2 separate regions of the Mus musculus genome follow, and region 2 is linked to region 1. Evidence: chromatin loops called from intact Hi-C (ENCODE). Cell type or tissue: heart. All regions are shown on one strand. Each heading gives the region's core, and the rest is flanking DNA. Links, peaks and the distances in the headings are about the cores only. Region 1 holds the start of Dock5 (dedicator of cytokinesis 5). Region 2 overlaps Dock5 (dedicator of cytokinesis 5).

Region 1 (9,737 bases), core at 2,647-7,646:
GTTGCTTTTATATAGCCAGGAGTTATAACTGTTTTTCACTTTCCTAAATTACTGGTAAATAAAATCCAAAGAAGGCTATTTCATGCCTATGAAGATTATGTGAGATTCGGATACAAATAAGGTTTTATTGAACAGAATCGTAGTCATTCATTTACACACTGACTGTGGCGGCTTTCCTGTCTCAGCGCAGAGTCAAATAATTGCAACTAAGTCTTTATTTTGGTCAACAAAGGTGTATACACACACACACACACACACACACACACACACACACACACACACACATACACACACACACACACATACACACACATACACACACACACACACACACACACACACACACACACACATACACACACACACACACACACACACACACACACACACACACACACCTTTCCAGAAAAAAGGCCAGTGATCTTCAGTTTCCAGCAGGGCTCTGGGCTTGTATTTACTTCTGTCTGACACTAATTGACTGTGCAGGCAATTTTGTGCATCTTCTAAACCACCATTTCCACATTTGTTAGGTGAAGAGAATAAGCGTTACATCCGGGGTTCTCGACCTGTGAATCATGACTCCCACAGGGGTCACATATCAGATATCTACATTACAATTCATAACAGTAGCAAAATTACAGTTATGAAGTAGCAACAAAATTTTATGGTTGGAGGCCACCACAACATCAGGAACTATATTAAAGGGTCACATTATGAAGGTTGGGATCCATTGAGTTACTGCATTTATTGTGTCGGTAACAATTCTACCTCATCTGTCTTGAAGGAATGCATGGGTAGTAAAGAAACCAGGTATAAGTGGCCACACATGTTCCTTACTCTATAATGGCGAGTGTCTTCAAAACTGTTCTCATACTAAATGAAATTTCTAGATTAAGATTTTGTTTTCATGCCAGATAGGAAGAACTGCTGAATGTGACAGTCATGGAGACAATATCGTCCAAGTGTCACCGGGATCAAGAGCTGGTGAACTTCACTCCTACTACAGATATAGGTCAAGTGTAAGGGGACGATTTCCAGCTTTTTGCTCACAGCCCACGAGATTTCCATATTACCTCCTAACTTTCATCCTTATCTCATTTGAACAGTTTTACTAAGTTTGTTTTAAAAGGTTTATTTGTTATTTCATGTTATGTGCGTGCCGGCATCCATTTATGTGCCCCACATGCACACAGGAACCCACAGAGGTCAGAAGAAGATGCCAGATGCCCTGGAACTGGAGTTACATGTGTTTGTGAGCTGCCTTGCATGGCTGAAACAGAACCCGGGGCCTCTGCAAACGCTAAGTGCTCTTGACCATGGAGCTATCTCTCTAGCTCCTATTTTTTGTGTCTTGAGACTGGGTTTCATGTATCCTAGGCTGGTCTTGAACTCTTGATCCTCTTATTTCCATCTTCTGAGTGCTTGGGTTACAGGTGTGTATGACCCTGCCAAGCTTTATGAAGATATTTTTAATGTACATACACGGACTTTTCAAAAACCATATATACTATTTACAACTATATAAATGTAGTTCTTTTTAAATTGAAGAGCTCTCATCTGCCTCACACGACTGGGAACGTGTTACAGTTTCAACACACTGATGATTAATTTAAAATTCTGTGTCTGTGTTTGTGAGTGCTGGTGTGTGTGTGTGTGTGTGTGTGTGTGTGTGTGTGTGTGTGTGTATCACATGCGCATGAGGCCTGCAAGCTTCAGGGCAAACCTCCTGTCTCTACCTCCTTATAGAGATCTCCTATAGAGTCCCTGGGGTTACAGCACACCATGGCGCCACGTCCAGCTGTCCAGCCGCTGAGCAAACGAACTAATGATTTCTTAATGCTCTTAGCATCAATTTCCTCCGCAAGGTGGGACCAACTTATGTAGATGTCTGTGACAAAGGACATCCTAGAAATAAAACTGTGAGGGTCTTGTTTTGTAGTGTGAAAAGAGGTTGAAGTGCTGACCAAGCATAAATCTTCCCACAAAGGGGATCAAGAGAGGGGTGGTTTGAAAACCACGATTCTTGTGCTAACTTTTAGGGTCCACGTTGCCTCCAAAGATGGCAGACCCGAGGATGAGGATGGTCTGGCGATGCTCAGCACCTGCACAGTTTGGCATTAGAGCGTCATGTGAGCATCTCTGGGATGCCTGAGGAAGTGTTTGTGGGGATCGAAAGAGGAGCCCCTTTGCCCCATTCAGCTCAAGGGTCCCAAATTCCAGTCCATTTCTTGCTCCACTGCATTTGCCTGTAAATGCCCACAAACCTCTGCTTAGAACCAGTCATCATTTGTATTTCTCGTTATTTCCTGCACTTCCAGCAGCAACTCATCTCCCTATGTAGAAAAAAAAAAACAAAACAAACCAACACCCACAAAACTGTCCTTAACAGAACCCATATCTTCTCACAAGAAAGTTGTGTCAGTCAAACTTGGTAAAATAGACCTGATTAATGGGGAAAGTAGAGCCCTGGCTAGCCAGCTGTCTTCGTATCCTATATTAGGTACTGTCAGGGATAACTATAGAATTCAAGTCAATTAGCCTACCCTGGAAATTCATTTCTCTTTGTTTCTTTCTCTGGAGCTCCCACAAGCACAGATGTGAATATTCTTGTGTGCAAGAGTTGCTGGTATCTTTATGGGCTTTAGACTCTAGATAGCTGCAATTGTGGAATTAATTTCTCTCTCTCTCTCTCTCTCTCTCTCTCTCTCTCTCTCTCTCTCTCTTATGTTTTTCTGAAAAGACACCAGAGGAAAAGGAAAAAAATAATTCTGGGAAACGTGCTGTTATTCCACCCACCCATCTGGTCAGCTGTCTAATTTTAAACCTCATTTTAATAACAAGACTTTGAATAGCTGTGCTTTTATGATTTAAATGGACTGGGAATGGAACCATCTGATATCACAAAGTGGGTGGACTTCAGTCTGCAGAGGGAAAAGAATAAACACACTGGAAGTTTCTTCCATTCCCTGCAACTCTTTTCATAAAAGCAATCAACGATTGCAAAGCCTGAAATCTCCAGAGTCCAAATTCGAACCTGAAGTTTTGGAAAGATCAAAGTGTCAATCAATTGAAATGGTTCTGGTTGAAACTAAGTTCCACTGAGTAAAAGGATTAACGCTCCTAGTGTTCATTAAGTGAAAAGAGAGAGAGAGAGAGAGAGAGAGAGAGAGAGAGAGAGAGAGAGAGGAAGGGAGGGGGAAAGAGAGAGGGAGGGAGGGAGGAAGGAAGGAAGGAAGGGAAGAAGGAAGGAAGGAAGGAAGGAAGGAAGGAAGGAAGGAAGGAAGGAAGGGAGAAAGAAAGGAGGGAGGGAGAGAGGGAGGGAGAGAGGGAGGGAGGGAGGGAGGAAGGAAGGAAGGAAGGAAGGAAGGAAGGAAGGAAGGAAGGAAGATAAAAGCCTGCTTAAAGAACAAAGATCATCACTTCCCTGCACACAGGCAACTGAGGCAACTCAGGGCAGCTCCTGCCCCAGGGCAGCCCAGACCTAAGCTCCAGACCAAGGTTGACAGCTACTAAAGGTCCAAGGGGAGTAATAGCTGAGGGGGGGGGGAGTAAGTCCTAGGAAATACTCAAAGGTAAACTTTGATCCAAAGCAGAGGATATGCACAAGGATGCTATCATGGAAGATCAACAACAAACAGAAATGACAGCTGTGATCACCAGTCGTTCAAGCCCCGGGTCATTCTTTACTTTATCCCTCACACTACAAAATCAAAATTTGTAGAGCCTATGTGCATCTTTGACTGGTAAATCAGAGAGGCCAGTAAGCTTCATAGAGAATCCCTCTCTGCTCGCACTGTCTTCCTGTTGGCGCCCCCTTCAGTTTATGTCTAGAACTCCAGCCCCTTTCACAGCAGCCTACCATCCCTGGCGTTCTCCATTAACTGGCATCCTTAGTTAGCCCTTTAGAGTCAGTCGGTTCACACCACAGCAGACACAGTTGGACAGTGTCTGGTATCCCCACCGACACAAGCCCGAGAACCTTTAGAATCTGTAACAACACAGGAAGTCCTCGTCCGGGTCATGGCCCTCCTTCGCCGGTGCCTCTTGAGCCAAGTTTCCTGTTTCGCTCAGATCACTCGCTGTCCAGGATTCTATGCCAGTTTGGAGCCTGTTAGACCTGCTTGGTGGCCTTTGTGTTTGCTGTCCATGTGGTCCAGAACACTCCCCCTTTTATCATGGGGTCATCCTCACTTCCTGTAGTTCTGCCTTTCAGTCTCCCCTTATCTCAGATGTCTTTCCAGATGTTTCTGTGTAAATCTCTGGCACCCACACTCCCCATGTTCCTGGCTAGGGTTTCTCTTTGCAGGCCTAGCCTCCTTTGGCATGCATTAATTTCAAGTCTTAACTTCTTCCAACAGCTGTGTGAAGGTAGGGGTCTCATTTACCTCACTACTGAACCTCCATTCCAGGAACAGTGCCCAACACATAGTAGGTCACTTAGGGCGGAAGGAAGAGAAATTATCTAGCTTGGGTGGTTAAGTCGATCACAACATCATTGACCTAGAAGAAGTTATTTTTGGGGAGATGGTGGAAATCTTTGTGGATGTCAGGTCTACACTGATGGAAATATGTCTTGCTGTGTATTATAAATAGATTCCTATTGGAACTTTTTTCTTTCTTTTTTTAGAGTGTTTCCTTAGCCATTTTTAATTTCTTCTTTTGAGAACTGCTTAGTACAGTAGCTCAGTTTGTAGTTTGGTTGATTGCTTCCCTATTGCTTAGAATTTTTGGTGATTTTATTTTTCTAAATATTCAGTATTAAGTATACAATGAACATGTAACTTTAAATCACAAAGGAGATAAATGACACATTATGTAATCATACTCAACTTTAAGATCTCAACTATCAAGAATAAAAACTGGCATTAAAAAAAAAGAGATGCGACTGAACCACTTTAAGAAAGATGGCTGAAGCACGGTCATAAGTACCTATTGTTTCTTTCAACCAGGACTTTAAGTTCAGAACTTACTTTCTCAGGAGGAAAACCAAGACTAATATATATATATATATATTCAGGCATGGTTTGCAAAAAGTCATCAGAGTTCACTCATCTCTAATCAAGCATTACTGTCTATTACTGTGTGTTTTAATTACATGTTCTGTTCTTGTCAGGTTCCAAACCGGCAAGAAAGCCTCCACAGACTCCAAGAACAACACAATTTCCCGCAAGAGGTATTTTTCAGATGGCGAAGCTAACTGGTTGGCTGGTTAGTCTGAAATTTTACTTCTAAGTGTGAGGTGTCCTTACTACTAAGTAGCTTTTTCATTCTGGAGGTCTCTCCAAGATGGAAGCGCGTCTCCCCGCCGGCAGAGGGCGCCAAGCGCACCCCTGTGTAGTTTAACGCACAACTGCCTTTTGGAGTCCTCAGTCCCAGGCTGAAAAAGGACAGTGGTGGGAGTTGGGGGGTGGGGTGGTGGTGGTGGTGGTAGATGTTCTGGGGTCCTCCCCACAAGGATGCCTTCTGGGCAGGGGGTCAGTTGGAAAGGGGAACCTTTTGGAGCGAACTTCTTCCCTTAGTGTGAAAGTTTGTGTTGCTGCAACTGAGGAGAAATAAATCCCTGAGTTTGGGGTTTCCGGATTAGCGCTTTGTCAACAGTGTCCTAACGGAGGGTCTTCTAGATTGGATACGTCTACTTCTGAAGCGCCCGTGTCCCTTGCACCAGTTCTCTGCGGACCTTGAAGCTCGGCTTCCGGCTCTCTCGGGGCTGCAGCAGACGCTCCCGGAGGCGAAGGCGGGAGCTCACGGCTCATTCATTCAACAAATATTTACTGAGCGTCCGGAGGCGACCGGTGACTCTCACCAGCTCCTCCTCCGCGCTCGGCGGCGCAGCAGCCCGGGAGCGCTGGGCAATCGCAGAGCCGACGCTGGGAGGACCGGGCGGGCGGCTCCGGGCTGCGGCTCCAGCCGGGCGAGGCGGAGCCGGCGGGGGAGGCGGGCGGCCCCGGGGCGCAGAGGGCGCGGCCAGCGGGAGGAGCCCGGGCGGCGCCGGGGAGGGCGCGCGGGGCTGCACGGCCGCCGGTCCCAGCAGGTGACCGCGGGCGAGCGGGCGTGCGTGCGGGGCCCCGGGCGCGAGCGAGGCGGGACGGCGTAGACGCGGCCGGCGCGCCAAAGTCGTCCAAGTTTTGCCGGAACATGGCGGAGGAGTCCGGCCGGCGCAGCAGCGCTCCGAGCACGAGTGTCTGTAGCCGCTAGCGCCGCGGGGCGAGGTCGTCGCCATGGCCCGTTGGATCCCTACCAAGAGGCAGAAGTATGGGGTTGGTGAGTGCTTGCCCCGCCCCACCCTCGCCCGAGCGCCCGGGAGTCCACTTTGGCCCCGCGGAGCTCGCGCACACTCGGCCACTCGGTCCCGCTGCTGCACCCCGGGAGTCTAGCCCGCTCTGGTGTAAAAGTGCTTTTAGGCTTGGGGACTCTGATCCTCCCCTATCCGAACCCCAACTCTAGTGGCGCACACTGTGGGAACGCGCCAGGTCCCCACTGCCGTTGGTGGCCAGCGAGGGCCGCACGTGGGACGGTGCGCTTTGCGAGTGCCCTTCCCCAGATCCCACTTGGAAGCTCCAGAGTCCCTTTCCCTCTCTCCCTCCCTCCCTGGGACTGCAGTCCGGATCGCAGTCAAAGACAAAATGGGAAGCCGAAGTTGCCAGTAGAGGTGATGGAAGAGGCAGGAAGTGTGAGGCGTGGGAAGGAGGGCAAGGGGGTCCTGGGGCTGTTTGTGAGGACACCCATCTGACCTACTGGCGTGGTTGGAGAGGTGTGACACAGCTTCCCCCCAGGGGCAGGAAGAGGGTAGGTTCCGCGCAAGCGGGTGGCGTTTGTGTTCGCAGTACCCTAGCGCTCCGTCATTGCTGAACTCTGGCCTCTAGGTTTGGATCTGAAACCTTGGCGTTGAGGGGTTGGACCCAGGTGGAAAAACTTTCCACTTTCACTTTTCATTGAGCCAGGTCAGGGAGGAAGCACTCACCTTTAGCCGGACGATTGCCAGGAGAATTAGACTTTAAATGGAGCCTCTGGAATAAACAAGTGTGTTGTGTGGGAATTTTATCACTTTCTCTCAGGTCCACTCACTTGGCGCGTTTGAAATGCAACCCCTTACTTCACTCCTGTCAGCGCACCTCTTTTCCTTCAAGTCCTGGACCCACAGGAACACTGCCTGAAATTATCAGTCTGCCGTGACAGACATGAAGTCCTATGTGCCTATGTAACCGGGACTCAGACACCGCCTTCAGTCTTTAGTATATTATAATGTGATGCAGATTGAAAGCCTGCATATGTACATTTGCAAATATGTATATATACACACACACACACACACATATATATATGCATAATTCTCAACCTTTTTTTTTTTAATTTGTCTTTACTTTTAGAATTTTTGCTCCTCCACATGGCTGTGGGTTACATGGAAAGGTGACATTTCTTCAGTCCCAGATCAGTAGGTCTTGACTTAGCCTTGATAAGTAACTTGACTAGATACCTGCTAGTAAGTAGCTGGTCATTGTGTAAGTGAAATACTGTAAAATGGATGAAGGGTTGGGTGTGACAATCATAGAGCATGCCTAAAGCCCTGGCTTCCATCTTCTGTACCACAAGAGGAAATTAATTTATTTAAACATTATAGAGTACTAATTAATGACTAAAATATGCTTAGCAGTAACTAACCACTAATTATAAAAGGGTCATTTCTAACTTTACCTGGGTTAAAAGTTGTTCCCAACAAGTATGTTTCCGATGGGTTTGCTGTATGTAACCATAGGCACGGGAGTAAGAATGTTTCCAGTATTCCCGTGTTTTGGAGTCAGGTTTTTGGTTATTTATCAGTGGGCACTGAAAGTGTTCGGATAGTGTTTCTAGGGGACAGAGCTTAGCAGAGTTGTTCCAGGGTGTAATCTGGGGCAGTTACTTCACTAGACACAGCAGATCCTGGTAGGTATGGATGCTGAAGCACAGAATATGCGCTGACGTCAGGGATGAGTGTTCGTGGGAGGGGGCGGGTTCTGTGCTCTTGCATTTGGAAGCAGATGTACCTGGCTGCAGGGTCCAGTTGTCAGAGTCCCCACACTGAAGTCCCTCCCCCTTCTGTGAACTCTTCACTGTAGACAGTCCACTCATCTCTGTGGTTAGGTATTCTATGGAAAGTCACTTCTGTGGGACTTCACTCTCCTGTGCTTGTACCCCCATCTACAGGACACCCCTTCCCCCCACACATACACTGCATCCCACACCCCAGCCTTTTTTCCTTGGGGTTCAGTTCTGCCTTCTGCTTTCTTCCTTCACCTCTGCAGCTTTTCACTGCAATCTCTTGATCATACCTTACTTTCTTTCTTGCCTTATTCCCCCTCCCCTACCGGGTGCTATAGACTGCTAGCCTCTTCAGCAGAACAGCTGGGGCTACTGGCCAGAAGCAAATCAGCTTTATTGACTGTTAATGTAGGAAGGCTTAGTTAAGGAAGGTCACTGGTTTCTCTTCTGGGACCCCAGCCCTTCCCTCTGACCCCTTCTGACTAGTGGTTTGTGGGTGTTTTGTTTTGTTTTGTTTTGTTTTTGAGACAGGGCTTCTCTGGGTAGCCTTAGCTATCCTGGAACTCACTTTTGTAGACCAGGCTGGCCTCAAACTCCTGTGTTCAAACCTGCCTCCTGAGCGCTGAGATTAAAGTCATGTAACCACCATTCCCAGCATGACTAAGGGTATTAGTTCTTCCCTAATTGCACATACGTAAAGGGTGCAAGGGTATTTATCGGGAGGGGGAGTCGGTCATCCACGCTGGGGTGAGACTTTCTAGTGTTGAGGTTGCTTTGGGGTCACCTGCTCTTCTCGTGCTCAGTAAGGAAGCCCAGAGAACTCGTCATTGGCTCTCCCAAGTGTGACTTTTGATGGAATTGTACTTTGGTTTGTTCTATAAAGGGGGGTAGATGTTTGCTTATGTCTCTCCAGGGGAAGATTCTGGCAAGTGAAGGTTGTGGGTTTTTATTTCTGCCAGTAAGAGGGTTTGGCCAGGTAAACAGTAATCCTCCTTACAGTTCTGTCCTCTGCAGTTACAGTTTTCAATAGTCAACGGAGGCCCGGATATGATATGGGATATGAGAGAGAGAGAGAACAGGAACGCATTCGTACGACTTATGTTTCCATACATTATTCTATTTTATTACTAGCTGTTCCATTTTTGACAATGCCGATTAAATATCAGTTAAACCTCTCAGAAGCATTTGTGCAGAGCATGTACTTGGAACATGTCTGCTATGGGCAAGGGGGGGGCCTCCTCTGTAAGTGTGTTCTGTTGTGTGCACCCTCGATGCTGGGGTGCCCTTGTAAAGCAGGCTATCGGAACTGTTCTAGAGATGTAAAGCGATTTTCTTCCAGTTAAACTTTGACACCCCACTTGTCCCAACGTGGGTCCTATTGGAAGAAGTTAAGAGTCTGAACTGTTTGGATACCACTGGGTGTATTGATGGTGGGACTTGTCATTTCTGAGGGCTGATGATGAAGGAAGCTATGGGGCGCTTGGTGACTCAGGGCTGCATGGGAGGCGGCCACTCATGGCAGGTCTGCTATGAAGGTGTGACTGTGATCTGCACTTAGGGAAGGTAACTGTCCCCTCTGTCTCCTTCTGTGTTTGCTTTCCCCTTGGTTGTTTTTCAAAAGGGACTGAAAGTGTCTAGGAGTCCTTAGTTCTCAGATACAGTACTAGCTAGTCCACCTTCTAGCATTAAGTGAACCTAAACGGTCACTGTGTACATCT
Region 2 (9,737 bases), core at 2,253-7,252, 49 kb after region 1:
TTAGTACCAGCTCTGGTAATCTATAGTTGGGCTAATCTCTATCAAGGTCAAGACAGTCCACCTATAAACTTATATAGGATCTTCAGATTAGAAACTTCTGGAATTTAGGTGGGGGAGAAGGCTCTGCTGTTCTAAGCACTGGCTGCTCTTCCAGAGGAACTGGGTTCAATTCCCCACGCCCACATGGCAGCTCACAACTGTCTATACTTCCAGTTCCAGGGCCTCTAACACTCTCACATAGGTATACGTGGAGGCGAAACACTGATGCACATAAAATAATAATAAAAACAACAAAAAAGAAGCTTCTGGAATAATAGCCAGTAAGTTTGTCGTGACAGCCACTGTTCTTCTGAGTGCTTGAGAAATGAGAAACCTGGAAGCTCCTGTTCCTCTTGGGCGAGGGCACTGTTGTTAAGAACTGCAGCAGGCATCTGATTGGAAGCCCCTGGCTCCGGCACGTCAGCGCAGGATGGGACATGGCTATCGCAGTGCACATAGGCCAGTTTGAAACCTGCTTGTTGGCGTGAAGTGATGGACTTTTTGTACTTCTTGGTAGGATGCCTGTTGTCGAATATCATTTTCTCGCCATTATTGTGATGTTATATCTCAGATTAAAAAAATTCCATTTGGCCTTTAAGAATATTAGTGCATTAAAGCCAGAATGAATGTCAAAGATAGTTGCGGCTCTTTATAGTCTTGATAAAACTAATGGCCAAACCCAGATAGATAAATATAATAATGAAAAACAACAACAACAACAAAACAAATGTAGTGGTACAGGCCTATCCTGCCTTGGGGACCGAGGTAGGAGACCTTGTCACATGCACACACATACAGAGAGAGAGAGACAGACAGACAGACGGATAGACAAGGTTCAAAATGGAGATGAATAAGTCCATTAATCACCTTAATATTCAGACTAGCGAAGGACTCAGCTTGGGACGGTATCCTTTGCTTGGCTGGACACTTCTGAAGATTCTATCTATAAAAAAAATTAAAGGTTCCAGTTGTTCCTTGGGGGACTATAATTTGGGAACTCGTGAAAGATCTCAATTCATTAGAAAGATTTATAGCTCGTGGCCAAAAACTTCTTCAAAACTGGTCCTATTTGCAGCTTCTAAAAGTGTTCTTTTGATTGCTTCTTATGCAATTTTCAATTTTCTTTCATCTTCAGACCCCCCCCCCCCTTGTATAAGCCTCGTTTCAAAGAAAAAGCTAAATCTAGGATTTGGTGGGATGCAGACTTATTTTACATTTGTAGACATACTGTCTTGTCTGTTTGGCTCTGCAAAAACTACACTTTCCTGGTATAAACAGTAAGCTGCTTAGGGAAGAATTCCAGCAATTTGTCTCTCCCAACCTTGTACAAAGCAGTCAGGGAAGCAATTTTTATGCAGCCGACTCCCTATTCTTGTTTAATTTCCTCAGACAAAACAAGAGCTTGCGGTGGTGCCTGCCAGTTCAAAGCAGCTCTTCTCTCTGGCCTGGATTGTCACTTCATGAATCAGGAAGCTGGAGCTAACGGCCCTTGAGTCATCCAGTCTGGTTCTTGTTTTATAGATGAGAAACTGAGGTCTAGATTAAGTTAAGTCCTTGAAAGGCATGCTGTTTGCAAATGAAAAAAGGGGAAGAAAAAAAGAGTCTCGAATTCTGCTCTGTTTAATTTAGGACATCCTAGCTTCGCTCTTTCCCTAGCTGTCCCTTTCACTTTCTGGGGATTTGTTGTTTTGTTTTGAGAAGGGCTCTCCTGTAACCAAGTCTGGCCTCAGCTTTCTGTGTAGGCAAGGGTGAACTGATTCTCCCGCCTGCCATCTCCTTCCCAGAGCTGGGATTATGGCATGTGCTGCCATGCCTGGTTTATGTTGGGCTGGGGGTTGAACCCAGGGCTCATGTGTAAGTGCTCTTTGCCACCCTTGCTACATCCCCAGCGTTTGTTCAACTCTCTCTCTCCCTCCCTCCCTCCCTCCCTCCTCCCTCCCTTCCTCCCTCCCTCCCTCCCTCCCTCTCTCCCTCCCCCCCTCCCTCCCTTCCTTTTAAAAATAATGGCTGGAGAGTTGGCTCAGTGGTAAAAGGCACTTCTCCTTATTATGAAAGACCCAGGTTTGATTCCCAGCCCCCACATGGAGGCTCACCACCTCCCCAAGCCCCAAGGACACATAATGCACATAATGTACAGGCATTGATATTTACAATAATTTAAAAAATTTCATTTTATGTGCATTGGTCGGTGTTTTGTCTGCATGCATGTCTGTGTGAGGGTGTTGGATCCCTTGGAATTGGAATTACAGACAATTGTGAACTGTCATGTGGGTGCTAGGAATTGAACCCAGGTCCTTTAGAAGAGCAGTCACTGCTCTTAACCACTGAGCTATCTCACCAGTCCTTTGTAACAATTCTTTGTAACAATTATTCACGGTCTAGAATGAAAACATTAGTTTCTCTCCTAGGTGCACTTATCCTGTGCTTAAAACAGTATCAGGCTAGCACAGGGTGATCACCAGCCATGGGTTTGTATGATAAAGGATGGCTTTAGAGCTAGCAATTCCATTTAGTGAGAGAAATCTTGGTTGTAGACTATTCCAGGGTACGCTGTTACTGTTACTGGCCATCATGGGCTGAGGTAACTGTACTGTCTCACCGAGAGCCTTGCTGCTGCCAGGCTGAATTTAGTGCTTAGTGCTTTCTTTCCTGTTGCATGCTGTGTGGTTTGGCAGAGTTGTGTAAGAGTAGCTGCAGGGGAAATCTGAGGTGTCCTCAGGTGAGGGAAGTGGAGGGCGGGGCTCTCAAGATCTGAGTTGGAAGGACCGGATTGTAAGTGACTGCAGTCTTGTTTACACTTTTACCCAGAGACATGAATGGGATAGAGCACAGGTGTTTTGGCCCATTTCTGAGGAACACTGCTGAAGAAATCTGTCCCCAGTAGGAATTATACATGTTTTTTTCTTGTGTGATCAAGTATCTGGGGGGTGACTTCTGATAACCTATCTATTCCTGTGCAATGGGAAACCACAGGTGCCGTTTTGGAAAGAAGCAGAAACATGGTTGCATTGGGGGAAGAAGGGCGAATGACTGGACTGTCTTGTGTGTTTTATAGAAGAGTTATAAATAATATTTACAAATACTTTTTTTTTGGAAAATGTGTGCATATTCAATGGAGTTTTTATTCGGCCATTAAAAAGTAAGAATGAAATTATGTATTTGCAGGGAGATGGATACAAGTGTAGAGCCTTGCATCAGCAGTCAGTCAGCCTGAGAATGACAGATGTTGTACTCTAAATGCATATGTGTATGTATGTATATACACACACATGCATGTATATGTAATGTGAAAGTAGAAAGAGTATTTGAAAGGAACAAGGGCACTAGGGATGGAGGAGTGGAGGTGGGAAGACAGGTTAATAGGATATTAAAAAAAAAAGACAAACTATATGCTTAAAATGTAGAATAAGGAGTGGAAAACATGGCTCAGATATTAGAATGCTGGCCGAGCATGCTCAAAGGCCCTAGGTTCAATCACATGGCATACACTGTACGTGGGTGGCAACAAGCCTGCTATCCCAGCCCTGGGAAGATGGAGACTGGGGATATAAAGATACAGAGCGTTAGGATATATAGATATAGATATATAGCGTTAGGAGGATAACATGGCATATGGTGATGCTTAAAATAAATCAATATGTAAACAAGTCAAGAGTTGTCATCTGTACCTTGGATTACTCTTTGGGTTATGTCTAAGTCTCTGTCTCATGAGTAGTTGGCTGAAGGCAGTCTAAAGACAGGTCCACATTCGGGAGGGCCTCACCTCCTCATTGTGGCCGGCAGATGCACAGGACTAGCTGGGATTGCTAACTGGGATTTCTGCAAGGGGAAAGCTGTGGTACTTCAGAGAAGAGAGATGTCATGCAGGGTGGAGAGGGGTGCTCAGGGGCTGTTTGTGGAGTCGAATTGTGGATGTGAGATTTGGATTGTTCTAACGAAGAGAGCGGCGGTGTTTAAGACAGGAGCTGAACATCAATTTTTAAGGAGATTATAAGTCTCTTTGAAAGAAATTATATTATGTGCACAGCTGTTTTGTCTGCATGTGTCTCTCTGTACGAGATATGCTGGGTGCCTGTGGAGGCCAGAAGAGGGCCTACTAGCCCCTGGACTGGAGTTACAGGTGGTTGTGAGCCCCTTTGTGGGTGCTGGGAATTGAACCCAGGTCCTCTGGAAGAGCAGCTGGTGCTCTTTAACTGCAGAGCCATCTCTCCAGCCCCTGAGCATCCGAAAGTATTGGCCAGAGAAGAGGGTGAGTTTGACAGACAGTAGAGGAAAAGTGCAGCCTTAATTATAGGGCTGGAACATTTGGAGATTGCTGGTCTTTGGTTGTGAGTGTGTGTGTGTGTGTGTGTGTGTGTGTGTGTTTGTGTGTGTGTGTGTATACTCATGTGTATATGCGAACGTGCATGTGTATGTGCAAATATGCACACCTGTATTTCCCCAGTCCCAGGTAGGTGCTTTTACCTGGAGCCAACAGCAGGAGACTGCCTTTGAGAGCCTCTGCTTACTTTCCCGTGACTAAGAATCAGGAAGAGTGAAGATGGTCATTACCCAGCCTGTGACAAAGTGGCCTCACTACTTCCTGTTTCCATGGAGGAGGGGTGGTAGGAAGAAGCATTTTAGGGGACAGCTGTGAATGGAGTCTAGTTGGTGTCGGGAATCTCAGGGCCATGTTTTCTGTAGCAAACCCACCATATCCTTCAGGGGTAAACCCTTGGAGCAAACTGTAGCAGTCAGATGGAGTTGCACTGGTGAGTAATAGCAGCAGCTGGAGGCTGGGAACTCATCAACAGGCCTGGGAGGCTGGAGCTCCCTCCTCCTGCCTTCTGTGTCACTCACTTCTCCTAACCCACTTCCCCAACCAGTCCTTATTCAAAAACCACAGCCTACTCTGAAAGCGCAATAGAAAACAGCTGCCAGGGTACTTCTCCAAGTACCCTGCAGAAGGACACTATTCGGAACTGCGACCTCCATCCTGAGTGAGAGGCCATTTCTGAGAGAAGCCCCAGGGGCGGAGGGGGGGGTGCTCATTCTCTTTGGGAGCCTAGGGGTGCTGACAAGTTTACTGCAGCCCAGGGAGGGAAGAACAGGATGTGCCCAGCCACAGGCAATGATGGGACACCTCTTTTCCCTAGTGGGTAGGATATGAGGATGGACTGAGTGGCCATCCTGTTGTTCAGACCTGTAGAGATGAATCCTACAGGGAATTCCTTGTTTATAGCTGAGTCTCCCAAGTTGGTACTGTTTTTTCTTGGATGGGTACAGATTACCCGGTAATAAAGACAAGAAATAAATCTATTTAAAGAACTTTTTCTCCGAAACATAATATACAGACTGTCATATCCACGTATTTTCAATGCTCAATGGTTTTTTTTAAATGCTTGTTTTTATTTATGTATATTTGTGTGTATGTGTGTGTGTGCCTGTGTGAACTGATGTGCCCCACACGCCAGCAAATATCTGTGGCTAGAAGATGGTGTTAGGTCCCCTGAAACTGCAGGTATGATGCCTGATATGGGTGCTGGGAACTGAACCTAGATCTCTACAACAGCAGTAAGAGCTCTAACCACTGAGCCTTCCTCCCACCCCCCCCCACCCCCCCTCACCCCCGTCTAGTGACCTCAGTAAATAATGATGGAACCATTTAACTGTTGCCACAGTTCAGTTTGGGGCGCGTTCACCTCCCTAACAAGTTCCTCAATGGATAGATTGCTCAGGGGTCCATTCTCATACCCATATGCTAGAGCAGCAAATAATTTGTTGTAATGTCTGACATTGTCAACTCCCGAACATTCCAGAGACACATGGAATATAAATGTATTTGCCTGTGTCTTCTTTTGCTTAGCATACTTGTCAGCCCTCTATCTGTTTTAACTAGGGCTCAGGAGCCACATCGCTGTGTTTGTTATTCTCTAAGACAGTTTGTGATACAAAATAGGCAACCAGTCAATATGTTCGATGGTGGGAAGGGGACTCGATATTGTTTAACAAGGTGTGGTTCACTTCAGATCAAAACTATCCAGAAAAGATACTGTGTCTATTGAATATGTGTAGATATATTTTTGTTCTCATTTTTTTCTCTGTGTGTGTGTGTGGTGTATGTATATATGCATGGGTACATGCATATGCATGCATATAGGATATATGTGTGTGGAGGGCGGAGGTCAGCATTAGGTGTCTTATTTCACTGCTCTCCGCTTTATTTTTTGAGACAGGTTCTTTCACTGAACCTGGAGCTAACTGACTAGATAGACTGGCCGACTTTCCCGAGCCCCATCTTCCTGCCTTCATATCCCTTGGCAAGGTTACAGATGCACATGTGCCCAAACCTGGCATGAAAAATGGGGGCTGGGTTTCCAATGTCAGGTCCTCAGGTTTACGGGGCAGAAACTTCACAGGTTGTAGTTCTCATGTGATACAATGTAACCGTTGCCTACTACCACCTACATTATTTTAGGTCTGTCAGGCATCTGGAGTGACAGTGTAGGGGAGGGTACGCTTAGGCTCTGTCTGTGCCACACCACAGTTTGTAAGAGTCTGGATATCACTGAGTTTTTCTATCCTCACAGGGCGGGGTCGTGCAGTCCACCTGGACATCACAGCACACTATACCATCCATAGCTGTGTACCCAGCCATAGCTGACCTGTTTCATCTTGTTTATTAGCACAGCCACGTTGGTTTCCAGTGGCTGCTAGAGCAAATGGTGGCATATTCAGTGGCTGGGGACAACAGGAATGTGTTACCTCAAGTTCTGGAGCCCAGAGTTCTGAAATGAAGGTGTGGACTGGTCTGCATGCCCCCTGGAGACTCCCAGGAGAGTCCAGCCCATGCTACTGCTGGCTCCTAATGGTGGCTGGCACAGCACATCTCAGCTTCCACACATTCTAATCTTTCCTCACCTTGTAGAAAACACCCTGAGGTAACTAAAGATCCTAATGAGGCAGCACCCACAGCTGCAGGAGATTGGTTTAGAAATCTCTTCCCAATGTAGCAACTACTAACATTGAGCTAAGGGTATTGTGTAAGTGTATAGGTTTTTCTTCTTTCTGTCGCTCTCCTAGGAGTGGGTTTGCTGAGTCTAATTATTTAAATTTAATTATTAATTAATTTATAAATCTAATTTTTATTAAAGATAAAAATTAATTAAATTTACATTTAAACTAATTTAAATAAATTGGTAAGTTTATTTAATTTTTAAGAAACTGTCGATCTTGTTTCTAAAGGGGCTCCCATTTTGCAGTCCTACCAGCCAAGGTGGTGAGTTCGAGCTGCTCCGTTGTCTTGGCCAACATCTTTTTAAATGCAGCTGTTCCAGGAGGTGTGGACGTGGCATCTGATGGGGGTTTTGATTTGCATTCCCCTCGTGACTAACATTACTGAGTGTGTTTTCATATGCCTCTTAGTCACTCCTGTGGAGTTATGGTAAAGCACCTATGCAAAGCTCTGGCCTGGTCACCCCTGGTTCAGTTGTGATTTAGTCTGCTGCTTTCTGTTCTGGGGACTTAACATGGTCTTCAGGATTGCGGGGTGCTAGGTTTACTCTGTCCCCAGGGTATTGAGGGCTGGGAAAAGGCACCATCCCCGCATTGTGACCTATATCACTCTGTTACTAGAGGTAGATGTCACTCAAATGCATTCAAGTGACTGCTGAGCACCGTGTCAAGGAAGCCAAGAGACCACCCCCCCTGTTCCCTGAAGACCATAAGCTTAAATGAGTTTCATGTTGGCTGTTGTCTCATGGACAAGGGGACTGACCTACAGAGGTTCTCATTGTATTCGCTAGCCTGGATTCTTCGGTAGTGTTGTCCCAAGTTCAATTAAAGAGTTATTTCTGGGATCTGGATTGTACACTCAATATCTTTCTTCCTCCCACTAGACTATCATGTTTCCTAGGAACAGAGGCTACATCTATGTTTTTTTTTATCTGACACAGGATGTGGTATGTGTTAGGCAACCAGTCAGCATATTGGAGGACATATACAGCTCTGTTGAATGCTTTACATACAGAGGATAATATGAAATCATCCAACAGAGGTGGCTGACTTATTAAATACTGTAATGGATAGTGTTGGCTGTTAACTTGACAGTCCTGGAAAGAGAGAGCCTAAGCTGATGAATTCTTGGTCTGAAAGCTTGTCTTATCTGTTGGCTGGTGGAGGGTAGCCCACTGTGGGTGGTACCATCCTTAGGCAGGTGGGTCGGGGCTGTTTAAGTAAAGTAGCTGGGCAAGCCAGGTGAAGCAAGCTAGAAAGCAATGATCCTTCATGGTTTCTACTTCAGCTCCCGCCTCGGCTCCTCTAGATGATAGATTATAAACTTGGTCAGGATTTTATCACCATAGCAGAGAAGCAAGTGAGAACAAATGTACCGGGCAGTAACTTTTTAAAAGTGCATGTTTTCTAATCCACCCCCTTTGGTTCCTCTCATTAACAGCCATCTACAACTACAATGCATCTCAAGATGTGGAGCTCTCCTTGCAGATCGGCGACACCGTCCACATCCTGGAGATGTATGAGGGTGAGTGTATCTGCCTTCTGCTGGGAGGGGCCCACGAAGAATCAGTAGGAATTCGTTAACAATGAAGCACTAAGTGTTAGGATCCATGTGCTCTACTCCTCCTGCTGCAGGGCCAACAATGAGAGCCTAGGAAGTACCTAAGGTCACACAGCCCTATACGGAGAGTAATTTTCAACACACCCGCTTCATGGGAATGTGGATATGCCCAGACACCAGAGTCAAGATTCTCGCCACTGGATGCAAAAGAGTTAGCTGCAGAGCAGGCTAGGGAGACACACACGCTCAGAACATCAGGCCTGTAGTAGCTGGAAGGAAGCATCACCATTTCAGGGTGGGTCTCTTTCTACTTGGTGCCTAGCGTTTCCGGGTTGGGGGCAGAATGAGGGCAGAGCTTTGTGGCAGTACTGAGACTCTGAGAGAATTAGGTCAGGACGATAACGGCAGGTCCTGCTTGTGTTTGTTTCCTCCAGCCAGCTCAGGCTTGGGAAGTGGCTCTGTCTAACTGGAGCATTTCCTAAGACTGTGCAAAGCACAGAGCATGCCTGCATCTACCCCTCCCATCCTAGGAGACCTCCCCCAGGAATTCACATCTCTAGTCCCAAACCCTGGTACAACAAAAGTGTATCCAAGCCACTGAGGTCACGGAGCAAGACAGAGAACAAACCTTAGAGCCCAGTCCATCATAACCCATGAAAGTTGGGATTAAGAGACAGAGACAGGGAGCTAGGCAGATATTTTTTCTCTTAGAGCAAAGCTTATTGAGAAAGGCACTCTGCATGGGTAAATGCGGGGACCATGTAAAAGTGTCACTTACAAGCCTGCGCAGATCTCCAGGTTAGGTAGGGGGAAAGATGGGAAGCCTAGGGGAAAAAGGGAGCAGGATTTGGCCATAGTGAAGCTAGGTCACCCTTCTGCTTGCATGGGGCACTGCTGTATGGCTGCCTCCCTTTGAGCTGGGCCCTTGCACCACTTTTCCTTCTGTACAGTTCCGTGGTAGCTGTTAGGCTCCCAGGGGTAGCAAGGAGACAGAGAGGGCTATGTGAACTCTTCCATCCGTGTTCCTGCTTTAACTACCGCCCTGCCACCTTCAGGCCTCACTAGCCATTGGTTTGAAGTTAGCGCTCTACTCACAACACCTGTCATGCATGGTTTAGGACCCTTACTTCTGGAAACCACAGTC

What was found. Peaks named below come from ENCODE experiments on the same cell type or tissue, not always from the same donor. Only the 100,000 strongest peaks of a DNase experiment are listed, where the experiment ranks them.
Region 2: a loop joins it to region 1, with 3 times the contacts of the local background. A loop is called at or near these places in 1 of 42 quality-filtered maps.

The regions. Positions count from the first base shown.
Region 1 is chr14:67,929,816-67,939,552 of GRCm38, reverse strand. It overlaps Dock5 (dedicator of cytokinesis 5), which reads left to right and starts at 5,981. Exons shown (of 52, transcript NM_177780.3): 1 at 5,981-6,261. The coding sequence starts at 6,219. In heart, for the core only: CTCF peaks have their summits at 3,819 (motif pointing left) and 5,299 (motif pointing right); DNase peaks (open chromatin) are centred at 5,412, 5,962, 6,252 and 6,692; H3K4me3 peaks cover 2,073 bases; H3K27ac peaks cover 1,789 bases.
Region 2 is chr14:67,880,019-67,889,755 of GRCm38, reverse strand. It overlaps Dock5 (dedicator of cytokinesis 5), which reads left to right. Exons shown (of 52, transcript NM_177780.3): 2 at 8,474-8,557. Among named protein-coding and RNA genes, the nearest start is that of Mir6539, 25 kb to the right of the region's middle. In heart, for the core only: no CTCF peak of the experiment used is centred there; a DNase peak (open chromatin) is centred at 4,895.